Linked DNA regions of Homo sapiens: region 2 is linked to region 1. The links are chromatin loops, found by intact Hi-C in ENCODE. Cell type or tissue: CD14-positive monocyte. All regions are shown on one strand. Each heading gives the region's core, and the rest is flanking DNA. Links, peaks and the distances in the headings are about the cores only. Region 1 has its middle 56 kb from the start of SGK1. Region 2 has its middle 21 kb from the start of LINC03002.

Region 1 (5,384 bases), core at 131-5,130:
AGATATGGAATCTGGATCGTTAAAAAGGCTATTTGGCTGTGATGTGGAGCTGTGAGAAGTAAGCTCTAGAGTGAGATCCTGAGAGTTCTTTAATTTCACCAGTTGTATTAGTTCCCTAGGGCTGTTTTAACAAAGTGGCTGAAAATAACAGAAACGTATTCTCTTATGGTGCTGGAAGGCTGAAAGCCTGGTATCAAGGCGTTGGGCAGGGCCATGCTTCCTCTGACGGCTCTAGAGAGGAATCCACCCTGGTCTCCTCCAACAGCTTCTGGTGGCTCCCGACAACCCTTGGCACTCCTTGGCTCATAGCTACATCACTTCAGTCTTCACCTTTGTCTTCACAGGGCCTTCCTCCCTGTACATCTGTGTACCTTGGTGTGTCCTTTCTTCTTTTTCTAAGGACGCCGGTGAAATCGGATGTAGGGCCCACCCTAATCCAAGATGACTTCATCTTAACTAATTACTTCTGCAAAAACCCGTTTTCCAAATAAGGTTACATTCTAAGGTTCCAGGTAGACATGATATTTGGGGGCACACTATTCAACTCACAACACCATTTTAGCAAGATCCCAAGAGTACCATAGTGTCAAGCACTAAGGAGTCTGAACTTTACCAGTTTAGATGCCTACGTTCAGAGAGACATTGAGCGAAGTCTTTTTAGGGCAGGGAATACCTTGACAGCCTTGGCCTTCCCTAGGTTGGACCTGCTGTGCCTGTGGTGAGCCTTTAACACCCGACTGCCATAAGCCACATTCTGAAAGGCCGTACACCCACATATACTGTCTGGGTGCCTGAAGCTCTGCCTTCCATCTCTGCCCACTGGGCTATGATTGTAGCATTCCATTTTGCTCTTACTGGGGGAAGTATTCTTGTCCCTCTCTCCTGCACCCAAATGCCCAGCTGCTGGCTGGGACTCATGAGTAGAAGGTCAGTGTAGGCTTCAAAGCTAGTATTTCCATTTTTCCCATTCTACTACATCTGCCTCCCATGGCTTACTTTTGTTTTGTTTTAGAGACAGGGTCTTGCTCTGTCACTCAGGCTGGAGTGCAGAGGCATGATCATGGCTCACTGCAGCCTCGAACTCCTGGGCTCAAGGGATCATCCCACTTCAGCCTCCTGAGTAGCTGGGACTACAGGTGTATGCCATGATGCCCAGCTCCCATGGCTTACTTTTGGAACAATGTGTTTGTCAAATTAAGTACACAGGCCTGCAAGAACTGGGAAGGAGAACTCTTATCTTACTTAGTACCTCTCGACATGTACTTTTTGCTTTAGAGACAACTAAGTAGCCATATCAGAACAAGTGTCAGTTGAAGGATACCTTTAAGATATTCATTTACAAATGCTTTTCTGAATGCTTTGTGTATGATAGTTCCGTATCTCATTATTAATTCTTTTAAGCTTTTAGTGCAGGCAAAACTAACATGTTTAACATCAGTCCTCTTATTTTTTACTATAAATAGTTGCAAGAATTAAATGAAATAATATATTTAGAAGTCTTAACACATTCCACACAGCAGTCACTAGCTATTATTACCCTTCTAACTGTACATGCTGGCAGTTATCTGGCTCAAGGAGTTTTTAGTGGGATATGATATATTTTGCCTCTCAATTTTGAGTTTTAATGCTTTTTACCATCAAAGGATTGACATATCTTCCTGGAAAAGATAAAAAAGATCTTTGAAGATTTGTTTTCTTCAAAGTTATGACAACCACAGCAACGTGCCTCAGTGTAGATACTCTGGTTGCTAAGGACCGCATAGATCAGGGTAAAAAGTGGGCTGATGGTACCTGTCATTTTCTTTTCTTTTCTTTTTGTCACTTGGAGGGAAGAAGCAGCTTGGTAGATGCTTGGGCTTGTGTCTGAGGCATCACAGCAGCATTGTGAAAAAGAATCAGTCAGCATGATGGTATCTATCTTTTTGGACTGACTTCTGGACGGATCTGCCATTCTACCGCTGTACTTTGCTCTTCAGGGAAACATGGAAGCACATTCCCATGCTAAAGAAACTTCTATGTGATCAGTTCACTATGCAGAGCACTGGGAGTTTCCCTCCTCAACAGAGATTGCAGCACACAGCCTCTGCCTTGCTCAACACCACAAGATTCTGTGTCAATAATCAAGGACAAAATAGCTCTAAAATTAAATCTTATTTCCAGCCTAGAGAATTTTTAATCTAGATTTACAGACATCATAAAAAGTAATGATTACTATGTCAAGAAAGGTAATTTTCATGAAGGAAATGACTTCTAATCCAAATGGTTTATTTGTAGGATTAATGTCATATGAACCTGTTTTATACAAAGTTGTAGGGAGACAAAAAAAAGGGAAGAAATTAATTTCGAGCCTAAATATACCAGTAAATAAATAAGTTGACAAAAATGAGCTAATTTTAACTTCAAATCACTCACCCAATTCGTCTTGTACAATAACCTCAGAAACACAAATACACCATGTCCGGCTGCATATGAAAGTGGCAAGAGCTTGTCATTTCCATTTTTAAAAGGAGAAGCAAATGTGTCTAGCTTACTCAATTTTTTCCTAACTTCAACTTTCATGTTTATATAACCATCAGGGAGACGTGCTGACTCACAGTCAGCCTCTGGGGCAGCACTTCCCTTTTCTTTAGTTCTTGAAGAAACAAGTATGGTGCTCCCAGGAGAGTGGACAAGCTAACCATGTGAGTTTTTTATACACACAAGTAATATAATCGTGTACATTTATGTTAATTGACAAAAGTCTGAACAAGATAATCCCTAAACAATAAGAATGATTTTATTTTATTTATTTAATTTTTTTGAGATGGAGTCTCACTCTGTTACCCAAGCTGGCTTGATCTTGACTCACTGCAACCTCCATCTCCCAGGTTCAAGTGATTCTCCTGCCTCTGCCTCCCGAGTAGCTGGGACTACAGGCTCACACGCCACCACACCCAGCTAATTAAGAATTATTTTAAGCAAGAATTGCTTTTTAAAATGCTAAACAAAATGATAAAGTCCACAAGTTTTTAGGTTTGTAGGTGAAGTCTTAGCTGACTTCCCACCTCCAGCAGGTTGGAAACTGTTCTTGATGCTCCCATAATACTTAGGATTTACACGATCATTGCGACACTACAGCACTTAATAGTAGCCAGGAGATAGAAGGTTCCGTGTATGGGGTACTGAGTTTGCACTGCACTTCTTCTCACTCCAGGCCACAGACCCCCGGACTCTACTTCCTTCCTTAGAGTCAGGAACTAAGAGGAAAATATTCAGCTTGGTTTTCTGGAGTGAGAAATACAGGGTTGAGACTACGTCAAGACAGTTATGTAAATAATGTAGGTGAAAAACTGAAGAAGAGATGAGGAGCCACCACAGCTTCCCAATCGATTTATTTGCTTCCAACTTTTCCAACATTGCTGCTCAGTGAGCTTTCAAAAATGCCAGTCCAATTAATTCACTTTTCTGCTTAAAACCCTTCAGTGCATCCGAGGGGACTTGAGATAAAGACCAAAGCCCTCACCTGCCCTGGAGGCCTTGAGTGACATGGTCCTCCCCTCACCTGCCTGGGGAAACCACTCTTGCTCCTGAGGGCTCCAGACTTCACCTGCAGTTGCTCTCTTAGTTCATCGAAACAGATGGGCTTCTTCCTGCCTCAGGGCCATTGCTCCTGCTGTCCTCCTGCCTGAATCATCGCAGCAGACTGCCAGCCCTTCTGCTGTCTTTGGCTGCACACTTCTTTTCTTTGGCCAGCCAAGAGATGACTGAAGTTTGAATTTGAATGCCTTAAGGCCAGTAGACTTCCTCCAGTGGGCCTTCAGTTCTAATATTTCTTGTTGTCTTACCCCTGCCAGATGCACACATTTGTGTTACCTGCCTGATCTCTTAAAGGAATTTGAGTTTGCAATCTCTGGACTAATTAATGTCTACTGATCAACCAATAAAGCACAAATGCCACCTCCTCACAAAAACTTTCACAGCCCCACAAAAAATCCTGTACTTTCCCTTCATAGCACTTGTCACAACAACAATTAAATAACTAATTGTGTTATTACATGTCTAAAGTCTATATTCCCGGCCAGCATGGACATTCCAAAAGGGCAGGGACTCTTGTCTTTTTCACCACTATGTTCTTAGTGTTTACATATAGAAGGCACTCAATGATTGAATGGATGAATGATAAAGCTAAAGTATTCCAAAGCTTAGTGACATAAATAATTCTCTAAAAGCTTTAAATGAGAATTATAGGCAAACATTTTTCTGAGATTATTTGAGCCTAGTCCTTCCAGGAGACACTGAGATCCCACAACCCTGAGGATGATATATCACGGGAAGCTCATGACAGTGATTTCGTACTACTGTGCTAGGTCTAAAGGGCAGAAGGAATGGGGAAGCCAAGAGGGCTCCAGGCTCCATGCAACTAATGAAACCATAGCAGCTCTACTTGCTAGACTTTTATCATTATTCACTTTCTTTCTTTCTTCCTTTTTTTTTTTTGAGACAGAGTTTCACTCTTGTTGCCCATGCTGGAGTGCAATGGTGCAATCTCGGCTCATCGCAAACTCTGTCTCCCGGGTTCAAGCGATTCTCCTGCCTCAGCCTCCTGAGTAGCTAGGATTACAGGCATGTGCCACCACGCCAAGCTAATTTTGTATTTTTAGTAGAGATGGGGTTTCTCCATGTTGGTCAGGCTGGTCTCAAACTCCTGACCTCAGGTGATCTGCCCACCTCAGCCTCCCAAAGTGCTGGAATTACAGGCATGAACCACCGCGCCCAGCCTGTCATTATTCACTTTCTATCTTTTATGTAAATATAGTGAATTTCTGCATAGGATTTGTCTGAACAAACCTTATACCAAGGCTTTGACAGTGTCTATCTTATTGGTTATGGTATCCATGGCTCCTAGGATGGTGCCTGGCACTGAGTGTTGGTGTCTATGAATGGTAACCTACTTGTGGTAAAGATATTTACAAAGCTAGGATCAGATTTCTGTTGTGTTTCAGGATCAGGAAGTAGTGAAGCTGTCCTATTGCAGGTAACATTGGTAGCATTACCTATCACATATGATGAGGGTTTCTTCCATCCATTCAGTCCAATTGCAAAACCAAATCAAACAACTTCTTTTCCTTCCCAAATGATATTTAATTCAAGTCCTTCAAATGCATTTCGAAAGCTTCTCTTGTCCATGCTCCTTCTCTATGCTATGTTGTCTTCTCTGCCTGTAGTCACATCCAAAAGGCAATGAATTAATTATCTTCATAAGTATTTTTCTTTATTTCCAAACGTGATCAGAATGTGCCCAAAGAATTCTTCATTGCAATGTTTTTGAGGAAGTTTGACTTATTATTATTATTATTAGGCTTCATTTTATCTGAAGCAAATTAAAGTGGACAATTTTCTATGAT
Region 2 (5,384 bases), core at 212-5,211, 150 kb after region 1:
TGTTTCAATAAAACTTTATTTATAAAACCGGAGATTGATCCCTTACTATATAGCAATGAAAACAAACTAGAACTACCTGCAATAACATGGATGAATTTCACAAGCACACTACTGAGTGAGAGAAGCCACGTACAAAAGAATACATGCTGTGTGATTCCATTTATCTAAAATTTCAGAATTGGCAAACGTAAGCTATGATGTTAAAAGTCAAAATAGAGTGGTTATCTTGGTAGAGTGGTGCCTAGTAGGGGGCCCAGAGGGTGTCTTCTGGGCTGGATTGCTTTATTATTTAATGTGAGACTGTGTTCACTTTGTGAAAATTAATCTGTATATTTACAGGGCTTGCACATTTTTTCCTGATGTAAGGTTTACTTCAATGAAAAGGTTACCATAAAGAAATATAAATATTTCAGTGTCTCACTCTGTAGAATCCGAGTTGTTGGCCAGGGGTGTGGCTTGAGGATCTATCCTAAGCCTGCCTTGAAGAAGTAAAGTGAGCTGCCTAAGGTCACGTTATTGGCAGAGCTGAGACAGAGAGCAAGCTCTTACAGTGTTGGGCATGGAGTGAGTCAGCCCTGCATTGAGAGAGGACGCAGCATCTGCCCTTGAGAACGGACTGGGAAATGGCTAAAAGAAGTCAAGGTCACATTCCGGACTCCTACCTACAATCATATTTGCACTGTCACCTGGATATGCTCACTGACTTCTGCCACCTGGGCAGCACCCAGTTCAGAACTTTGCAGATTGCTGGAATTGCTGGGGAGCTGCCAGAGGGCTTTCAGAACTCAGCATGAGTGCAGTGAGTGCGGCAGCCAGCTCCCAAAGGGGATGGCCTCAGCATAGTTTCCAGCTCTCGGCTCTCTTAACAGGAAGGCGTTGCGGTGTCGCAGACACAATCTGAAGTGGGGGTTCAAACAGACACAACTTCACATACTGGTTTTGCAACTTGCTGGCAAATGAGTGAATTTTACTCAATCCCAATTTTTCTCATCTGTAAAACAGCCATAAAATCGACCCCCACTGCCTCTTCCTCACCCCTCCCACAGACAAAGGATTTTTTTTCTCTTTTTTTCTATTCAGTCTTCACTGAACTAACATTTGCACGCCAAGCACCATTAAGTATTTTGCAAAGATTGTCTCATCTAATTCTTGTCAGTAAAGAAGTTTCATTTATGATCCTCATTTTATAGTGAAGAAACTAGGAATCAGTTGACTTAAAAATGACCTGCCTAAAGTCACACAGGTAAGAGGTGGAACCAATTTCCCACTGAAGAAGTGTGCCTGGGAGCCTGAGCTCGTAACCACCGCTTGTGACGATGACAATGCCTGGCAGTCGTCATCCTGTCTGGCCCATGGATGAAATTTAATAGAAGTTAATTCTGCATTTCCTCTTTTCTTAAAGAGCTATGAATTGGAGCTGAGGCCTGGCAGTCAGAAAACCAGGATTCTAGTGGGCTGGTAAATCACTTCTATTTCCTTGCAGCATAATGAAAGCATGGGATCAGATCACTCTCCTTAAGCGTTTCTTCTGGGCTGAATGAATTTGTACTCTCTACAGGTCTGAATGCTTGCTCTAAACAGAAAATAAGTTAGTTGTTCCCTAAAATTTTATGAAAAATTTATATTCGTTTCCATCATCTGAGTTTGTTTTGATATTTAAAACATAGATATTATGTCCTACCTAAACCTCTCTCCATGCACTCACTCACACTCACCTCATCCCATCTCGCAGTCTTGTGTGTTCCTTTACTCCAGGCACACCTAATTCATGGCTGCACATTCCCAAGGGCACCCTAGAAGGGGCACTCTCTTGGTTTGAAAAGCAGAGGTGTCAGTAGGTTTCATCAGGTCTCTGTACCTACACAATTCTATTACTCTGTTAACCTATGTGATGTGGAGGTTTATGACATAGAAGTTCTCCCCAGACTCGACCATGAACTTCCCAAACTCATCCAGAACTGAACCACCTTAAAACACGCTCTTTTGATATCTTGCCAACTTGGCAGATAAGACCGGATTTTCTACAAATTAAAAAGTGGTGATGGTGATGTGTTTGTTGGTGATGATGCTGATAAAATATGACCACTTCTTTATACGAGATGATTTCTTATAAAGGCAAATGAAAATTTTGTATCACAGTTGGAAACCACTGGACCATCAAGTACACTTGAAGGGCAAGAAAGATAAATTTACAGACAAAACTAAGGATTGTTTTTATATTATGTATTTCTCTGTCATCTGCCCACACCTGAAACCCAATTAACATTCAAGGGAGAATGAGTTTTGTTCAAGCCATTTAGAAGAGTAAAAGGAAAAGTAAATTTTAATAAGCCAGTATTTTTCTCTTGACACAAAGATTAGCAGAATTTGGGAATAATGTTTAAAATAAGTGTTATAGGCTGGGTGCGGTGGCTCATGCCTGTAATCCCAGCACTTTGGGAGGTCAAGGTGGGCGGATCACCTCAGGTCAGGAGTTCGAGACAAGCCTGGCCAACATGGTGAAACCCTGTCTCTAATAAAAACATAGAAAATTAGCCGGGCATTGTGGTGGGCACCTGTGATCTCAGTTACTCAGGAGGCTGAGGCAGGAGAATTACTTGAACCTGGGAGGTGGAGGTTGCAGTGAGCCAAGATCACGCCATTGCACTCCAACCTGGGCAACAAGAGTGAAACTCCATCTCAAAATAATAATAATAAGAAGTTGTTATAATATATGGAATGTATATTGCAGCATTATATTTTAAAAACAAACCATTACAAAAACACTGTTAATTTTGGAAGGCACATTAGCCAGTAGGGTTGAAAGATTTAATGTTCCAGTAATAGGAGTTTGGAATTCCAAAACACAGAGAAATTGTCACTTTTATTGTTTTGCTTAGTCTGGTTTTATTTCAGGAAGTTAGGAGACACTGGGCCCGACAGCGCAGATGACAAGCCGTGATGCAAATGCTTCCTATCTATGAGACAGGAAATGCTCTCAGACCCTGCACGTAACTCCCTGCAAAGTTTGCTCTTTGTTTTTGGTACATCCATTTGCTTCTTTGTGCTTAATTCTATGTATTGTGTACAGATGAGACAAAGAGAAAGCTGCAGTTATAGGACAGTATATGCCTTCTAAAGAAATTGCTCTTACATTATCAAGGAACAAATGAAGAGGTTTACTGATTTATGAGGAGACATTTGGTATAAACTGAAGGACTTGCTACAGTAGCCATATAAAGGACCTCATAATGAAATTTTTCAGGTCACACACACACATACGCACGCATGTACGTATATGCACATATACAATTGTTTTTCAAGTGGTTTCAGATTTTTCAAATGCAGTCACTAAAGATCAATTCTAGCAATGAATACATTTTGAATTTGTACCCTCTGAGCTCTTACCATTTTGGTCATGCAGACCTTGAGAATTAAGAACCCAGAATATTTTTCTTCATAATTTTGACACTGATTCATCCTATTTTTTTTTTTTTTTTCAGGGAGGAAGGGGGTCACAGGGTCTCGCTCTGTCACCCAGGCTAGTGTGCAGTGATGTGCGATCATAGCTTGCTGTAACCTCAAACTCCTGGGCTCAAGTGACCCTCCCGCCTCAGCCTCTTGAGTAGCTGGGACCACAGGAACGGGCCACCACACCTGGCTAATTTTTTAAAATTTTTTGTAGAGACGGGGTCTCACTATGTTCCCCAGATTTGTCTTGAATTCCTGGTCTTAAGCAGTCCCCCTGCCTCGGCCTCCCAAAGTGCTAGGATTACAGCCAGGAACCACTGCACTGAACCATGATTCATCCTGTCTTTGAATCTGCCCACCTGGAAGTGTTGTGTAAATTTTTCCGTAAAGACTGGACTTGGCTTCATTCAGTTCGACTATCAGATTCTTCACAGTGCCTCAGAGGTATGCTCTTACTGCTGCAAAAAAAAGCTGGGGGAGGAAAGTATTTTAAAATTATTGAATGATCCTTGCTTAAACTTGCAAATTTACAGTGGCCAGGAGCCACTGTACCACAAAATCATGGTAAAAAATTTTCCTCCTACTAGTACTTTTAATGAATTTATTACAATATTATTTCAAGCCCAACTAGAGAACTGGAATAGAATGATACATTTCATCCTGTTTGCTATACAGCCGGTTTTTATTACAAAAATCTTGTTTTTACTTTAGTTTCATTTTTAAGGCAAATATTTGGCCCCTGGTTGAGGGAGTAGCGTGTCAGCCCTCAGCATTTGAAAAGGGAATTGCATGTTGGTGGGGCCGTGCTCCCTCCCAAGCCTGTGGGAGAGGAGCCTTGCTTGTCTCATCCACTTCTAGTAGCCCTGGGCATTCCTTGATTTCCAGCACAAAACTTCAGTCTCTGCCTCTTGTTTACATGGCCATCTTCTCTGCGTGTCTGTGTCTTCAGACAGTGTCCTCTCTGTGTGTTATTTTCTCTTCTAAGGGCAGCTGTCTTTTGGGATTAAGGATACACCTTATTCCTTGCGATCCCAACAATTACATTTGCAACAACCCTATTCCAAATAATGTCACATGCTGATGTATTGTGGATCAGAACATCAACATATCTTTTTGGGAGGCACAATTCAACTCATAAGACCTGCCAAGCACCACTCTAGGTGCCAGATTACAGAACAAATAAGACAGAGTTCATGCTCTGCAACTACAAGGAGGTTGACATGAAACAAACAAAAACCAAGAGTATCAGTTCATGATAAGTGCTATGTAGACGATTATAGGGCACCTTAAACTTAGATCGGGTGCTACAGAGACAATTATATAATAGGGCACCTACTCTGAAAAGATCACTCTAGGGTGACCTTTAAGCTGAGATCCCAAGAAAAGATGAAGGCAGTCATGCAGAAATAGGAAAAAGAAGATTCAAGGTTAAAGAAACTAAGGCCCCAGGAGGAAAACAACTGCCCCTATCCCATTGCTCACAGCAAAATCTGTCAGCAAGAAGGGCTTCCTTTTTTTCCATGAATTTATGTATGACCTCACATATGATCTGCTTAAGTTTGAGCTCCTGGTAGTTAACTTTCTGTAAAGTTATGGACAGATGGAACAGCAACCCAAGGAATAGAACTTTTCATGCTCTAAAAAAAAAAGTATTCATCTTTAGCTTGAAGGTGGCATATTGTTTTATGGACTGTGAGGCAATTTTTATAGTTTGGAAGCTATTTTCCAAATATAAACTGAAATATCATTGAAAGGAAGTGTAGAAAATAAATAGAGAAACTTAGTGACTAGCTAAGTCCTCCTCATATCGCCTTAAATGATATCAGATCTGGTTTGCAACTACTCATTCATGAAAGACATTAGTTTCATTTACAAGAAAATCATCCCCAAATTTGTCTTAAATCAGATAAATTTAAAGAAATAAATGGGGCCAG

Evidence for each region. A loop is a pair of places that touch in the nucleus more often than their neighbours do. Peaks named below come from ENCODE experiments on the same cell type or tissue, not always from the same donor. Only the 100,000 strongest peaks of a DNase experiment are listed, where the experiment ranks them.
Region 2: it touches region 1 in a loop (2.2-fold over the local background); 2 of 110 quality-filtered maps call a loop at or near these places.

Annotation. Positions count from the first base shown.
Region 1 is chr6:134,371,034-134,376,417 of GRCh38, forward strand. No RefSeq gene overlaps it. Among named protein-coding and RNA genes, the nearest start is that of SGK1, 56 kb to the left of the region's middle. In CD14-positive monocyte, for the core only: no CTCF peak of the experiment used is centred there; DNase peaks (open chromatin) are centred at 2,068, 2,588, 3,668 and 4,368; H3K4me3 peaks cover 3,073 bases; H3K27ac peaks cover 4,708 bases.
Region 2 is chr6:134,516,700-134,522,083 of GRCh38, forward strand. No RefSeq gene overlaps it. Among named protein-coding and RNA genes, the nearest start is that of LINC03002, 21 kb to the right of the region's middle. In CD14-positive monocyte, for the core only: no CTCF peak of the experiment used is centred there; DNase peaks (open chromatin) are centred at 562, 1,332 and 2,942; H3K27ac peaks cover 3,141 bases.